2 separate regions of the Homo sapiens genome follow, and region 1 is linked to region 2. Evidence: chromatin loops called from intact Hi-C (ENCODE). Cell type or tissue: heart left ventricle. All regions are shown on one strand. Links, peaks and the distances in the headings refer to the core of each region. The heading gives the core; the rest is flanking DNA.

What was found. Hi-C counts contacts between places; a loop is a spot of excess contacts. Peaks named below come from ENCODE experiments on the same cell type or tissue, not always from the same donor. Only the 100,000 strongest peaks of a DNase experiment are listed, where the experiment ranks them.
Region 1: it touches region 2 in a loop (9-fold over the local background); 3 of 110 quality-filtered maps call a loop at or near these places.

The regions. Positions count from the first base shown.
Region 1 is chr10:57,843,465-57,851,811 of GRCh38, reverse strand. It overlaps LOC105378314 (a long non-coding RNA gene), which reads left to right and starts at 4,436. Exons shown (of 3, transcript XR_001747454.1): 1 at 4,436-4,520. In heart left ventricle, for the core only: a CTCF peak has its summit at 1,898 (motif pointing right); no DNase peak of the experiment used is centred there; H3K27ac peaks cover 2,157 bases.
Region 2 is chr10:57,958,872-57,967,218 of GRCh38, reverse strand. No RefSeq gene overlaps it. Among named protein-coding and RNA genes, the nearest start is that of IPMK, 300 kb to the left of the region's middle. In heart left ventricle, for the core only: no CTCF peak of the experiment used is centred there; no DNase peak of the experiment used is centred there; H3K27ac peaks cover 2,662 bases.

The sequences.
Region 1 (8,347 bases), core at 101-8,100, 120 kb after region 2:
TACAACATATAGACAGAATATATATACAGAATATATATAGAGAGAATATAGATAGAATATATATAGAGAGAATATAGATAGAATATATATAGAGAATATATATATAGAATATATATAGAGAATATATATATAGAATATATATAGAGAATATATATATAGAATATATATATAGAGAATATAGATATAGAATATATATAGAGAATATATCTATATCTATATCTATATATCTATATCTATCTATCTATCTATCTATCTATCTATCTATCTATCTATCTATATATATATATATATCCTGCACAAGGTGCTATATTTCTCTAAGGCTATGTTATCAGAAATAAAACTGCTGGATCATGGGATATGTTCCTCTTCAATTTTATTAGACTTTACTAAACTGACCCCCAACTTATAACAGGTTGAACCATTTTATTTATTTATTTATTTTTATTTAATTTTTTTTTAAAAGTTGTCTCACTCTGTCACCCAGGCTGGATGCAGTAATAGGATCATAGCTCACTGTAGCCTCAAACTCCTGGCCTCAAGTGATCCTCCTGCCTCAGCCTCCCAAAGTGGTGGGATTACAGGCATGAGACAGGACACCCAGCAGGTTAAACTACCGTAGAGTCCCACAGCCACATAAAGCACAATCAATTTCCATATTGTATATCCTCACAAATACTTACTAGGGTAAAATATTAATTTTAGCCAATGTGAAAAATGAAAACTGTTATCCCCTTATTATTTTAATGTATATCTTTTAATGATAAGGCCTGAACATGTTTTCAAGTGTTTATTAAGTATTTTCCCTCTTTGGGACTTATCTATTTTTGTCTAAGTCCTTTGGGACTTACCTACGTTTGTTCTTTACATGTACTTTTGATGTTAAAAGGTCCTTTGATTTCTCTTTAGAATAAGGCAATATTTTAGCTACATAGTAGCAATAAATAAGTATTTATTGACTTTAATTCATAGAGTTAGGAAAACATGTTCTATTGATCTTTGAAGAAATTGTTTTTTTCACTCTGTTTTTCTGTGCTGTTTTCTGAATCCTAAATATAATAGGATGTGAAGGGCAGAATCATTTAATGTGAGAGCCTATGCTTTGGAACCAGGTAGACTTGGGTTTGAATCCTGGCTCTTCCACTTAATCCTCATGTAACCTTGGGCAATCACTCAGATTTTCTGAAGTTGACATAATAATCAATAGCTCATGAAGCTCCAAATATTAACTTAAGAAAATAAGTATAAAAACCTTAGCATGGTGACTATTAAATAGAAGATGCTCACTAAATATCAATTCCATTTTTCTACACCCTTCATCTCAAACTGCACATGGAAATAAATATTGCTTTGGTGTGATGAGATGTCCAGTTCACCTTTCTCACTGAATGTTACATAAAAGTCCCACCCAGGTATCTGGCGAACTTACTAATATACTTAATCTACCTGTAAGTGCACCTTTCTGTACATGGAAAAACTTGTATTAACTCCTGAGTTTGAACTAAGAAACCTTAACAACCAATCAAAATAGGGGTTGCAGTTGCTGTGGGAGACAACCTTTCTCAATATATCCCTTTAAACTGAATATATCAAGACCTTCTTTTCATATTAAAATGTTAGCTGTACACAAATGAGGGCATGAGAGGGACAGGTGCAATGCTCATGGCTAGTCTGAAGGAGAAAGATTGGAGGAAAAGTAGAGATATTACATGCTGACATATATACACTTCCTTTAAATTTTGCTGAATTGTCCCTTTCTTAAGAATTAGAGGCATATTTTTAGATCTTGCATTGGCTGTTAGTCTAGTGTCCTTTTAAATCAGAATCTCAAAGAATATTCGGTAACAATGCTGAAATTTGCCTTGAGAATTTAAATGTGCAAACACATGTGGACAGTAGGGGTCACAGTTGTCTTAGATTAACATCAGAAAATTGGTGTGTATGTATTTTTTGTTTTATCTTTGTTTTTAAGATTTACAGATTTATAGAATAAAAACCTAAAAGCTGAGTTTGGTTTGAAAATGTGCTCTTTGGTCATATTAAGAGGTTTGAAATCTTGTCTTTCTCCCTTCTGCACATTTGCATAATTGGCTTCAACATTCTTTCTCAGAGACAAGAATTTTTGATTCATGGACAGCTATGTTCTGAATGATGATATTCTTTTAATCACTGTCAAGCTGGAAAGGAATTCTCATTAGGGACTTTTAAATTTTCTAATCAAAGTTCCTGAACTTCTTTTAGAATAAGTGAGTTTCATATTTTAAAGTGTGGTAAAAATTATTTCTCTCTTTTGTTTTAAAGAAATGAAGTAAGTTCCTAAATTTTCCACTTTGTGTTAAGGCTCTAATTGCCAGGAAATTATTGTTGTAACATGCTGTTTGCCAGTGATTGGTTAGAATACAAATTTTTACCCAAATCTCTGTATCATTTGCTGTAATACATCATAAAAGCTCATATAGCAATGGCAATTTAATACAATATTTGATGCAACATATTGTGTACTTAGTTGATAACATTTTTATTTAAAAATATTTGTAGGAGATCAATTTACTAGGTAAACACAAAGGGACATACTATTTATTGTAGATTAAAAGAGGATAATAAAGCACTGCTGGAGATAGGTAGTAATTATAACTCACATTGCTTGTAAAAGGGAAGCTAGTACAACTCCTCGAAAGACCAGTTTTTGGCAATACTACTAAAGCTGATCACACGCATACATAGCCACTCTACTTCTAAAAATATATCTTAAAACAAGCTGATAGCACTATTTGTATTAGTTCCAAATCAGAAACTATCTGAAAGTATATCAACAGGACAATTGGTTAATACATTGTGATATAGTATAGAATGAAATACTACTATACAGTAATAAGAATGAACAACTACAGACAACTGTCTGGATGAATCTTACAAATATAATGTTGAGTGAAACAAGTCAAACACAAAAGAGATAAGGCACTATACAATTTTGTTGGTGTAAGCATCAAAACCAGGCAAAACTATGTAATAGTAAGATAAACCCTTATCAGGGGGTTATTGACTGGAAGGGGGTGTATTAGTTGCTAAATGCTATATATTGATCTGTATGCTGGTTAAATAGGTAGGTTCAGTTTATGAAAATTGAATAAGCTATGCAGTTGTGACAAAGAGGGTAATGATGAGTTTGCTTTACCAATAGAGATTGTTGGGCGGTCTCAGTGCTTGGCAACATTTTCATACATTTTTTCCCAAGGTTCAGCATGTGATACTTAATTTGCATGTCTGCAATTATATCTTTGTCAAGGCACTTTCTGTTGCCTGGATTAAGAACAACTTATTCATTTTAACTCATGGAAGACTGAGGAATAAATTAAGGTAGATGCATTAATTTAAAAGTAATATTCTTTACCATTAACTGGAATATTCAATTCCCTCATTCAGATAAACCTTCCTATTATTGTAAAATTAATAGCTGGAAGCCAGTCTTAGTGAGTGTACAATGAATGCAGAGGCAGGTGAATAATAAGGAGTTTTTCTTTAGAATATGTTGGTGCCCAATGATTTGTTTCTTTTACATAACAGAATTTGTGTTTCTAATGTCTGTGGTAGAGTCTCCCAGCTGTAGTCTCTCATCATCTTTGGCTCATTCATTTTTAAAGTCAAGCAGCCCTAGGGCCACGGCACCACAGAATAAAGGTTTGATTACAAACCTATGTACTGAAGTGTTGGTATTTTCTAAACATGCCTCAGAAGAGTTTCTTCACTGCAGCCCAAGATCTGTAGACATATATTCATGCAATTTAGCAATACCCAAAAGAAGAATATAACTTGTCTTTATGGAACTAACTATATGCAGTCATGGAGTTCAAGTCAGCAGGGGTTGACAGTGTTACATTCAAGCATGCTGACCTTGCCACATTTTTACAAGATGAAACTAGAGCAACTAGTTAAACTGATGTTGAGGATAATGTCAGAAATTCAGCAAGGTTCAGTACTCATGGTTAAAGAGCAGGCATAAAAGGCAGAATAGATAAAATATTTGCATTTTAGAGGACTTTGAGTATAGAACACTTAAAATTTTCATTGCAGTTTGTGATGATACACGGCAATGAGCAAAGGAAATTAATTTCTAACATTTAGCTATTTGAATACAATACCATATTATAAAAGTGGAGAAAAAGATTATTTTACTGATTTCCTGTTGACCTGCTTACTTGGATTGGTAGCCATGATTATACTATCAGTATTATAAAATACAGATAAGTTTGAGTAACCAAAGTATTTATAAAAATAATCTTGGCATTCTGTTACCTCATTGCATCATGAAGAAATTTCCAAAGTGTTGTATGTAAAAAAAAAAAAAAAAAATTTCTGAGTCAGATTATTGCTGTGTTTCACCCAGGCTGGAGTATAGTGGTGCGATCATAGCTAGCTGCAGCCTTGAACTCCTCCTCAAGCAATCCTTCCTCCTTGGCCTCGCAAAGTCCTGGGATTACAGGCGTGAGCTACTGGGCCTGACCTACAAAATGTTTTATGCTTTCGTGAGTACTAGGTTTCTGATTTCAGCTTTTTTTATTTAATGAGGATGCATTCATTCATTCATTCAGTATCTACTTTATTCTAAATAATTACCAGGTGCTCTTGTGGAGATACACAAGTGCCCAAGAAATAATCCATGTGCTTTAGGCATTTATGACTTAGAAAGTGATATAGAATAAATTACCGAATAAATTTATTTTAAGTCCAAATGAAATCCATGCTTGAAGAGGTGCATTAGTATCCTGTGCCTGAAAAAAAGGGACAATTAATTATTTTTATCAGGAAATGCTGTAGAGAGGGGGTGATGTTTTCACTGGGTCTTGAAGGATAAGCAGTGTTTCAATAGCAGGCAATGGTGTCAAGGGCATTCTTGGCTGAGAGAACAGCAATAGCAAGGACACAGAGGAACATTCTTGACATGCTTAGGACACTAGAGACAGTCTAATATTAGTGATGTTCACTGTGGGATGAAATGTAGTGAGATGGGAGAGAAGTTAATTAGGAAATAGGCCAACCTCATAAAGAGAGAAGTGGTAGTCATTTCTCTGACATGTATCAACCCGAGTTTAGTGCTGATTCTATCAAAATAACTGAACACAATGTTTACAACACATTTAATTGGGAAAGAATGTTGAAGATTATCTAGTTTAATGTATCTCTCTCTCTCCCCACTTTTTCCAAGCCATAGGCTCAGAGAGAGGTTAAGTATTTTTAATCAAGACCATACAACCTGGAGGTTGTCTGGGTATGAAATATCCCACGTTGCTATATTTGGTTTGTAGCTCTTTCCACTATAGTAGTACAACAGAGGCTGCTGGTCTATGTGGCAGAGTAGAAATCCAAGGCAGAGATATTCCCTGTTGTTGATGGCAAATAAGGCAGTAATTTCCTAGTTTTGTAAGTAGGCAGTGACTTAAATTTGATGCAGGTGACTTCTCAATATAGCAGACATGTGAGGAAGTGCAATTTGGTTCCAAAATTGACCCATCCAGGTAGTCAGGTTTGTGTTAGGTGATCAATATCCCTACAAGGGCTACTTGATCAGGCATGAACATCTGTTTCCGATTGATCCATTAACATTCCTTCTTGGAAATTTGGAATTGGGAGACTGAAAGACTGAGATAAAAGATCATGTAGGTTAAGGGCTAACACTGAAATCCTGATGAGCTAAAGCCAGATGTAAAAAGAGACAGAAAAAGAATAAAGTGAGTAAAAAGAGAAGACAGAAGCACAGAGAGAGGCAGAGACAAAGAGGGATGGAGATGCAGCTTCAATGATACTAATTTCCAGCTGTTTCCGATCTTATCCAGTGATGTGTAATTCTACCTTTATGTGCCACATCAGTTAGATCTGACATATTTGAGCTGGCTTGCATGGGCCTCTGCTCTGTGCAAGTAAAGCAGCTTTGACCAGAAAAATCCATGTGACTCTGTTAACTCCAAATGGTGAATAACCCCTTTGTATTTTCCTTTGAGTTGTGTTTTCTTTACTTCTACCTTTGAACAAAAACAAACAACTTAACCCCCCTGATTCCTCTTCAAATGAGAAACTCTAGCTTATCTATTTTGTTATTTGGGGGGAAATGCTTCCTTTAGACCTGTTGAGTCAGGATTGCCCCTTAAATTACTAAAGGACAATGGAAGCTGTCTGAAGCTGTCTAGTGTTCAAGACCAATATGTATTAGACAGTAAGGCTTCAGTTGCCTCTGGAACAGAACCCTGCATCAAGAACATGTCTCTGTCTGTTGCAGAATCACCTTTCAGTTGAATGACCAACTTGAAATCTGAAGAACAGATGAGTGATCCTTAATAGTTTTCTTTTCCCTCTTCATCACCTCATTATCATTAAAAAGGGCAATAGATCTTAACAGGAATGCCGAAAATAGCACTCTGTAAAAAGGAATAAAATAGGTGTAGACACCATGCTGGGGCGGGTGTCACAGAAACAGCCTTCTTACTGACCATTGCGCTCTCAGGATAATGAACCATCGTAAATCTTTTGAACTGGGAAGAAAATGTTATGTATTTAACTAATTTGAGACTAATCAAGATATAAGAAGTATGCCTTGATTTGAAAATGCTCTTTTTATACACATTAATGTATAAATACCATAAATATATTTATAAATTATTTGTAAATAATATATTTATAAATTATAAATATGAATTTATAAGACATATCACAATCACCTAAATATCATTTTGCCTATGAAGTACCATGCATCCTATTTAGCAAGAATTGCCTGCTGACTTTTGAAAGGTGTACTTACACAAATTTTTCTAGCAAATCTATAAACAAACAAATGAAGAAATAGGAAAAGTGTTGAATTGGCCAGAACGTTTAAGACATTCAGTGACTGGAATCTTAATGTAGACTCCTGGGTTTGGAAAGACCAATAAACAGTTTAATCCAGCCATTGGTTCTCAGAAAGAAGGAGCCTTCGAGGGGAGATTTGTGCTGGAGCAATTTGCAATCAATTCTCTAGCTCCGCCCTGTTTTAGTCCAGAAATACCATGGGTTAATACTCATATCTCTGTCTTTGCTGAAAGGAAAGAACCACTTCAAGCCTCATTATCCTCATTAAACCACAATCAGTACCCACAGATCAAGGACTACCTGCAGACAGCTTTAATCAGGCAAAATAAAAACAGCTTCTGTCTGAGTTTTGGAGCTCAGCAGGTCTGTTCATAGTGATCTTCCTGACTCTGTTAATGCTTAACTCTGAGCACTTGCCAGAATTGACCTCTCCTACTTTAGCCACAAGTCCTTGAGATCGGACCTAGTCCTTTTGTCTACTCAAGTCTATGTAAAACTCTTCACTTCTAAATTCAAAGTCTAGCCTTTCCTGACTATCTGTCTCTCTGGCACTCTAGCCAGTGGTTGAGAACCCAGAAAGAGGGATCAGGCTTCAAGTGTTGATTTCCACACTGAATATTATTCCCTAGAATATTACTTAGTCTTTCGGGTGTCATTCTCTTCATCTGTAAAATAGGGAGAATGAAAAGTGTATTGCACAGTTGCTTTAAGAACTAGATAAAATGTATACTTGATAAGATGTATACAAGGTCTCTAAAAATTCTAGAAGTATGGCAAGGTTCTCAGAAAATAATAGCAAAAGCTTGCTCATGTGGCTTTGTAGTCTCAGAGTATCTATTATTATTATTATTGTTATACCATAATTAAAAACACATGGTCTTATTTTTACATTTGCTAATGAACAAGTAGAGCAGTGTTGAAAATATACGTGCAAAGTATATCTCCTGCTTAAGACCCTAATTTAAATAATTACTTTAAGTTTTGTGAAATACCAAGACTAATCTTGTAGAATAAGCTTGCTAATAAGAGACTTAAAAATACTGGCTCAGCATTTGAAAGCATTCATTTTTCCCCCTATAACAATAGTTGTAAGTGAACAATATAAGTGTAAAATGATATTAAGGGAGACATTGGAGCCCTGAGCTTTCTATTCTTTCATAAAAGAAGCATCTGCTTTTTATGCCCCCAGAATCACATCTCCTAGCTGCTGAAAATGGCAAAGCTCTTTTATTTGAGAAAATATAAATTTAGGATTATAAGTCAATTAGCACAAAAGGAAATGATGAAATGCTAAGAAAAAGAGTTTGGGTTAATTTAAAGCCGCTTAGTCTTTACAGGACTTTGGCTGGAGTATAATTTAAGCGTTTCTATACAGGTGGCAACATCTCTTGGGGGACCTGCCTTAGGTTCAGAATTGTGACTATTGATAAAGTGACTTAAGAGATGTGATTTAAGTGATGTACGGCTTAGATAAGTTCTCAGAATTTACTGTCAAAAGAAAGTTCTGTGGCTA
Region 2 (8,347 bases), core at 43-8,042:
CATGTGTCTTTATTGTAGAATGATTTATAATCCTTTGGGTGTATATCCAGTAATGGGGTTGCTGGGTCAAATGGTATTTCTAGTTGTAGATCCTTCAGGAATCTCCACACTGTCTTCCACAATGTTTGAACTAATTTACACTTCAACCAATAGTGTAAAAGTGTTCCTGTTTCTCCACATCCTCTCCAGCATCTGTTGTTTCCTGACTTTTTAATGATCACCATTCTAACTGGCATGAGATTGTATCTCATTGTGGTTTTGATCTGCATTTCTCTAATGACCAGTGAAGATGAGCTTTTTATCATATGTTTATTGGCTCCATAAATGTCTTCTTTTGAGAAGTGTTTGTTCATATCCTTTGCCCACTTTTTGATGGGGTTGTTTGTTTTTTTCTTGCAAATGTGTTTAAGTTCTTTGTAGATTCTCGATATTAGCCCTTTGTCACATGGATAGATAGCAAAAATTTTCTCCCATTCTGTAGGTTGTCTGTTCACTCTGATGACAGTTCCTTTTGCTATGTGGAAGCTCTTTATTTTAATTAGATCCCATTTGTCAATTTTGGCTTTTGTTGCCATTGCTTTTGGTGTTTTAGACATGAAATGTTTGTCCATGCCTGTGTCCTGAATGGTATTGCCTATGTTTTCTTCTAGGATTTTTATGGTTTTCTCTTTTACGTTTAAGTCTTTAATCTGTCTTGAGTTAATTTTTGTATAAGTTGTAAGGAAGGGGTCCCGTTTCAGTTTTCTGCATATGGCTAGCCAGTTTTCCCAACACCATTTATTAAACAGGGAATCCTTTCCCCATTGCTTGTTTGCATCAGGTTTGTCAAAGATCAGAAGGTTGTAGATGATAACACCATACATCATTTTCCTTTTAAAACCCATTGAGATTTCGTTTGTGACCTTTTACATATTCAATATTTGTAAGAGTCTCGTGTAGTCTTTCAAAGCATATCTATTTTATTTCTGGGGTGCAGTTATTTTTTCCTCTCTCTCTCTTTTACCAATTATCTTAATTATCTGTTTGTTTATGGGCTAGATTTATTTCTGCATTGTAATATTTTATATTAATGATAATTTCTTCTGATTTAATATATTATTTCTTAATTTATTCTATTTCAAAGTCTTTGTGATACTTTAATTTTAGACATTGATTTCATCTGGGGCAAATTTACATTTAAGTTGCTGATATTGTCAGCTTTTTAGTACTAGCTAAAATAGTGCATCTTCCTGAGATTAGGCAGTCTCATCTTAAGGCAGATTTTGTTGTTATTATTATTATTATTATTATTATTATTTTTTGCTCTCTCTCCCTCCTTCTTTCCTGTGTACTCTCTCTGTCTAAGAGTCTTGCCTTTTCCCTCACTGGCATCTTCAAGCCACCAGCTTGGAAACCAGGCTTTTCTATGACATTTTGTATCCCTGCCCTAGCTGATATTAAAGATATTGCAGATCTACTGAGTGGCTTAATTTATTCTTGCTAACAAGGCTGTGTTTGTCCTATATAGGCCTTTTGTATTTATTTAAATTAATTTCTTAAGCAAGAGTTGATTCGAGGCCCCCCTCAGGAGGTGGGAAGCCCCCCCTCATGTCCTGGATTTCGGCTACGAGCCTGACTTTATTCTCCATCTCAGATGTCACTCTTTGCCCTGGTTACTCTGAGAAGGCAAACTATCACCTGCTACTGCCTCACTGCAGATTATGAGCCCCTTAAATCTTCTTTAGTTCCACCCTGCTCCTACAGTTTCTGAATCAAGCTAAGGCACTCATGTTTTTTACTTTGTATTAATTTTTATTTTCATCACTAATGTTACTGTTATTTCTTGTTACTCTTGCCTTGGAGGGTCTCACTGTTTCCTTTGGATCTTGGATACTTACCTGATATCTCAATGTTGGTGTGTAAGCACTCTTTGTTAAATACCGCAGATATGCTATGTGGCTCTCTTATTGGGTTCTAAAGCTAATATATTTTTCCTAGTTTTAATAAATTGAAAGGATCTGTCGATCCTATAAGACTGGCTTCTCAGATGATGGTAATATTTTGGCTAGTATCTTGAAAGAGATCAGAACTAACAGTTTTGTTTTCATCTGTGTTGAAATTTATGTTACTGGTTTTTTTTCCTATTATTCTTTGAATATTGTGCTTTCTAAATGTCTTTTGAAAAGAAATAATGAGATTCTTTGTACATGTAAAAAGTCTATTGTCTTACACAAATTTATTTATAGAATGAGCTAAGTGCAATTTATTGGCACTAAAAGAGCTAATTCTCCTGAGAAATTGGTTTGTTTATTCATTTTTTTGAAAATTTCCTTTCTAGGCTTTATTTTTTAGTCTGGAAAAAATAGACAATCTTTGTTTTTGTCCTCATGCAGGTTGATTCTTTCCCTTTTCTTTTTTTAAAGCTGTGTTAGTAGTTTAGTATTTTCAAGAAGTGTTTTGGTTGCTATTCAGGATAATAATGGAACATCTATGGCTTCAGGAAGAAGCTTTCTGTCTTACCTATGATTATCTCAAGGCCTCAGAAGACCTGCCAGGAGAGGATGCACACTCTCTCAGTGGTTCTGTGTCAGTGAGCTCTTTAGGCACAACTCACCGCTGACTAACTCTTCAATCCAGCCTTGTATGCAGACAGAGTGGCTGCCATGGCCATTTCATTGGGTGAAGGCCAAAATGACTGCTGGCAACTCAAATTGTTTCCCTGTTGTCATGGACAGACTCCCGCTATGCCTCATTTGCAGGGAAACCACATCTAGCTGTGTGTACACTGCACAGTCCTGCGGAATACTCTTCATATTGATGGTGATGGCACTCCTTATGTTTGTGCATTGATCATTATTGCTTTCTTGTAAGACTGTTTCCTCTGGAAAATGCTGTTAAATGCAGAATATTCAGGAATACGGGTGTATGGATTGGTTGGTTAACTATATATTAGATATAAACATGGTTCTGAAGGAATTAGGTATAGAGGGAGTGTGTTGGACTAGGAAATTGAAATAGTCCCAAGGACAGGTGTCCCTTCTCATCTAGTAGGGTTAAGAAGGGGAAAAAGCCAGGGTGCAGTGGGAAGATAGTGTGTGCTGAGTGAGGTACTGAAAAGGAAGGGAAGCAACCAGTGGAAATTGGAGGGGTGAGCACTGAAGAGAAACAAACCTCATGGCTAGTTTTGTGAGAGCTTGCCTTGGTAAGGTTACAATTTTATTTTTATTTTTATTATTTTTTTTAGAGACAGGGTCTCACTCTGCCACCAGGCTGGAATGCACAGGCAGTAATAGCTCATTGAAGCCATGAATGCCTGGGCTCAAGCGATTTTTCTGCCTCAGCCTCTTGAGTAGCTGGATCTATGGTTGTGTGACATCACACCTGTTAAAATATGTATTTTCATTTTCTTTTTGTAGAAATGAGTTCTTTCTACGTTGCCCAGTGATATGACTTGACTGTGCCCCCACCAGAATCTTATCTTGAATTCCCACATGTTGTGGGAGGGACCTGGTAGGAGGTAATTGAATCATGGGTAGGTCTTTCCTGTGCTGGTCTCATGACAAGTGAATAAGTCTCACAAGATCTGATGGTTTTAAAAAAAGGGGTCCCCCTGAAAAAGTTCTCTCTTTCTTTGCCTGCTGCCATTCATGTAAGATGTGACTTGCTTCTCCTTGTCTTCTGTCATGATTATGAGGCCTCCCCAGCCGTATGGAACTATAAGTCCATTAAACCTCTTTTTCTTCCCAGCCTCAGGTATGTCTTTATAAGCAGCATGAAAAGGAACTAATACACCCAGGCTGGTCTTGAACTCTTGGCCTCAGGCAATCCTCCCACCTTGCCCTTCCAAAGCACTGGGATTACAGGTGTGAGCCACTGTGCCTGACTTTTTTTTTTTTTTTTTTTTAACACATCAGGAATTATTATTGTTATGAATTATTTTTACTTGAAATTTTATAATTGTGGTGATCATTGAACAACATTTGAGTAAGATTTAAAAATCTCAGTTTATTAGTTTTCCGTTGCTGTCATAACAAGTTACCACAAATTTATCAGCTTAAATAACAACAAATTATTATGTTACAATTCTGTAGGTCAAAAGTCTGCCCTAGGACTCAGTGAGCTCAAATCAAGCCATTGACCGGGCTACATTCCTTTCTGTAGGCTCTGGGTAGGGTCTGTTTCTTTGCTGTTGACACTTCTTAGAGGTTGCTCATATTCCTTGGCTCATAGCTCCTGTTTTTCCGTCTTCAAAGCCAACAATGTAGCATTTCTCTGACCTTACTTCCAGGGTCATATCTCTGTCCCTCTCTTCTGAGTTCCTGTTCTACTCTTAAGGACTCACCCACATAATCCAGGATTATTTAATGTAAACTCACTAGTAATCTTAATTCCATCTCCAACCTTAATTGCCCTTTGCCATGTAACCTAACTAACATTTACAGATTCTGGGTGTTAAGACATTGTCATATTTGGGGAAAGAGGGTCTGATTTTACCTACTACACTTGGTATAATGGTTTTAGTAATAGACAACATTCATTGAACATTTACCATTTTCACTGTGCTCAGTATTATATATGATTTATGCAAAAAACAGCACTAAGAAATAAGTACTCTGATTATTTTTGTTTTACCGATGTGGAAATTGTGACACAGAGAGGACTAACTGACTTGTCCAAGGTCACATAGTAACTGACAGGGACAGCCTTGAAATTCATGTTGTGCTAGAGTTAGCACCCTAAGCAGTTTGATGTTTTGTCTTCTATCTTTTTTTTAGCTTATGCTGTTTTTTTCTCTGAGAACTTTCCGGTGTATTGAGAGTGATATCCATTTGTGTCCATTTCTATACGATATTACCATACTATATGGCTGGCTATAAGTATTTGAACTATCAATGGACAGTTGGCTTAAACTGGCCATATTAGACTTTCTCTCTGAAAATTTGCATATTGTGACACAGGATTCTGATAATTGATTGGAGGCACTGGAGTAGGGAGGACATGTTTTAGTACCTGAGTAACTATTTCTGACCCCATATCTACACAATTAGTCAGTTCACTTATATAGAGAGGAATGAAATAGGTACACAAATAGAAGTAGGGAAGAGAGTTCATGTAGTTCCAGAGGAAAGGAGGTTTGTGTCTGAATTTCTCATAACTTTCCACTTTATTATAATTCTAGTACACTATGGAGTTGTACCCCACTTTTTGCCTTTGGGGTCTGTGATATATCCCTTTATCTTTTTCCCATATTCTCCTTTTTACTTAAGCTAGGCTTCATGGGTCTTTGTATCTTGAAATCATAAGACATCTTAACTAGAATTCTCAGTACATTAGTTTTGTATTCTCATCTTCTTTCTTAAATATTTATTAATTTTGCCTTATAGATATATGGATAATACCAGACTCCATGTATCTGAGGAACTTAAATGTTAAAATGAACTGTAACAGTGTGATGATAATCGTGCTTTCATCATTAGTATTTCAAAATTTATTTCAGTGTAAGAATGTGAGACATTCCAGTATTGTCACTGCTTATTCAACTTCATCGTAAAACAGTTTATGATGTTTATTATTCAGGGAGTTTGAAGGAAGCTTTAAGGGTGATTATTCCTACATAATTCTATGTGGTAAGTTTTCTCAAGATTAAGGGAGAGTATGTATTTTTCTTTTCTTTCTTTATACCTTTCATGGAGAAACAGAAGAGTTGTGTTCTCACTCTTCAGTATCTTGAATAGGGTGTCCTGTGTCAAGATACCAAAATTATCCACATAGGCCAGTGGTGCTCAACCAGGGGCAATTTGAAAATTTTGGGTGAGTGACTTTTGAACCTTATCTAGTCCTGACATTCCATGAGACCTCTCATTTTATATGCTAAGCCATTCTCATGCCAATCATAGTGAAACCTTATATTGGAAGAAAATGACAGAACTTTCTATGTATTTTAATGAACCTTAAGGACTCAGCCCATACAGCAAAAAAAGATGCTTTTTTCCCATAAAAGCTGTGCTTTTTGTACTGACATTTATTAAACATCAAGAGGGACTCAAATATTATTGCAATGTAGTTTCTTACATGAATATAATACACATGTGTTTCTTTGAGCTTACAAAAAGACACGAATTGAAGACTAAAATTTCTGTTACAAAGAGATACAAAACTGAAATTTATTTCAGAGAATTTGCTTCTCATATTCATCTGTTCGAAAGCCACCACCATTACAGTGCCACAGAGAAATCATGAAAGAATATCATAAACAATAAGAACAAACAGCATCCTTTGTTTTTATTATTAATGAGCAGCTAAGTGTTTATTAAAAATATCCTTTGTGTTTAATCTGGAACAAATGGCTTTTTGAAATGATTCTTTCAAATAAAGCTTTTCAACTTTTTTACTGCTCTCTTGGCAATTAATATGACGGTAACACTACAATGAATTTCTCTATATCCTGGAGGTCCTCAGAAGCATCTGACAAAGGATTGTCCCGGTTGCTCATGTTCTGGTACGTAGAGACACTGACATAGATATTACTAAGCAGTGTTAAAAACACACACATGGGTTTCCTGCTGACTGTCTAATCTCAGGAAAACAACAAACCTCCCTAGAAGAATTCATTAATAAATTACCATGTTGGCCTATAGAGATCATTTGACATGGACTTTAAAATTAGCTAAGATTTAAAGAATCACATGGAGTAACTTTATAGCCAAAGCTCAAGTCATTTTTATAAATCATTAATTGTAATATGAATAGTCATAGGCACAGGGTAAATGTGAAGAAGGTGGTTTTCCCTTCTTTGTAAGATGTTCCTCACAGGTATGAAAATATGTCGTTGAGTGAAGGAATAGTTTTTTTTTTGGTAAAATAAATGATTTGAGACACTTAGAGCTAAGAGGATGAATACATGAAATGATTACATTATCATCAGCAAGTGTTGTGGCCCAAAGAAGAGGTTTATAAGTATACAAACTTGAGTTGGCCCTAAAGAAGAACATGTTAATTTCCTTGTGAGGGTCTCTCAAGGTCCTGGATGGTTGCTTGGTTTGTTGGAGAAATGTTCAGGTTTAGTAGAATAAGCTTCCTTCTAAAATGTTTGATTCATTTCTTGAGCTTTTAAAGATTTTAACTTATGTAATTATCTTACATCAGATGATAAAGAGGAAAAGTTTTGTTTTATGTTTCCTTCAATCTAAATATTGGTATAAGAACATTCCACCTTTAGGGCAGTAACCCTTTTGCCTTCTTGCTCGTTATAAATCTGTACTGCACTATGAGGCTCCTTCTCTGAACTTGCAAATTATTGCTCACATAAGGATTTTCAGCAAGTTTCTTTCTAGTGAATATCAGAAGTTTAGAAATGAAAGAGAGTTTAGTGATTATGAAGCACAGTGTCCTTATCTCAGATGTGAATAAACAAGGGCTGGGATTGAGCAACCTGGCCAAGGTTAGACAACCTGACAAGGAATACTACAGAGATTCAGGCTTGACAAAAATTCCTATGAATCTCAATCAAGGTTGGAACCAGTCCTGGTTTAGATAAAATAGTTCTTAGACAAGTTCTTTCTGATGATGTTTTTAGTTTCCCCAGACCTCTTTATTTTGGCATCAGTATATCATGTTCTGTCCTTTTCTCTTTTTGTTGTATAAAATGATTGTTCTGGGCCCTCTAAGTTATATCTGAAACATGAAATTTAGATCCAGGCTGCCTGGGTATAAATGTTGGCTCAGTCACTCACTCACTAGCAATGTGACCTGGGGCAAATTACCAAACTTTTCAGTACTTCACTTTCCCTATATGTACAATGGAAATGCTGACAAATATGAGGCTTATATAAAATACTGCATATAAAACACTTAATAAGGACTTAGCTCATGGTAGGTAACTGGCAGTGGTAACAATGATAACTGCTTTTATTATTGTTACTATCAAAATAGCACCCAACAGATATTTCAAATTTCTGTCTTCTGCCTGTGTCTTCTACATCTCCAAATTTGGTTGGTGGCAACATGATGTACACATAGGCATCAGTAGTGTTTCCTGCTTTTTTTTCTTTTAAACTCTCCACCATGATCCAATAGCTACTATTACAAATATTGTTGATTTTAAATTTCTAAATATCTCTAAATATTTATCCTCATCTCTCCAATGTTATTGCTACTGTCTCATTCAGGTCCTCAGTAGTTCTTTTTTAAATTTTTAGAAATAACTTTTAAATTTTTGTAAATATGAGGCCGGGCATGGTGGCTTATGCCTGTAATCCCAGTGCTTTGGGAGGCTGAGGCAGTGGAATTGCTTGAGATCAGGAGTTTGAGATCAGCCTGGGCCAAACAGTGATAGCCCATCTCTACCAAAAAAAAAAAAAAAAAAAAA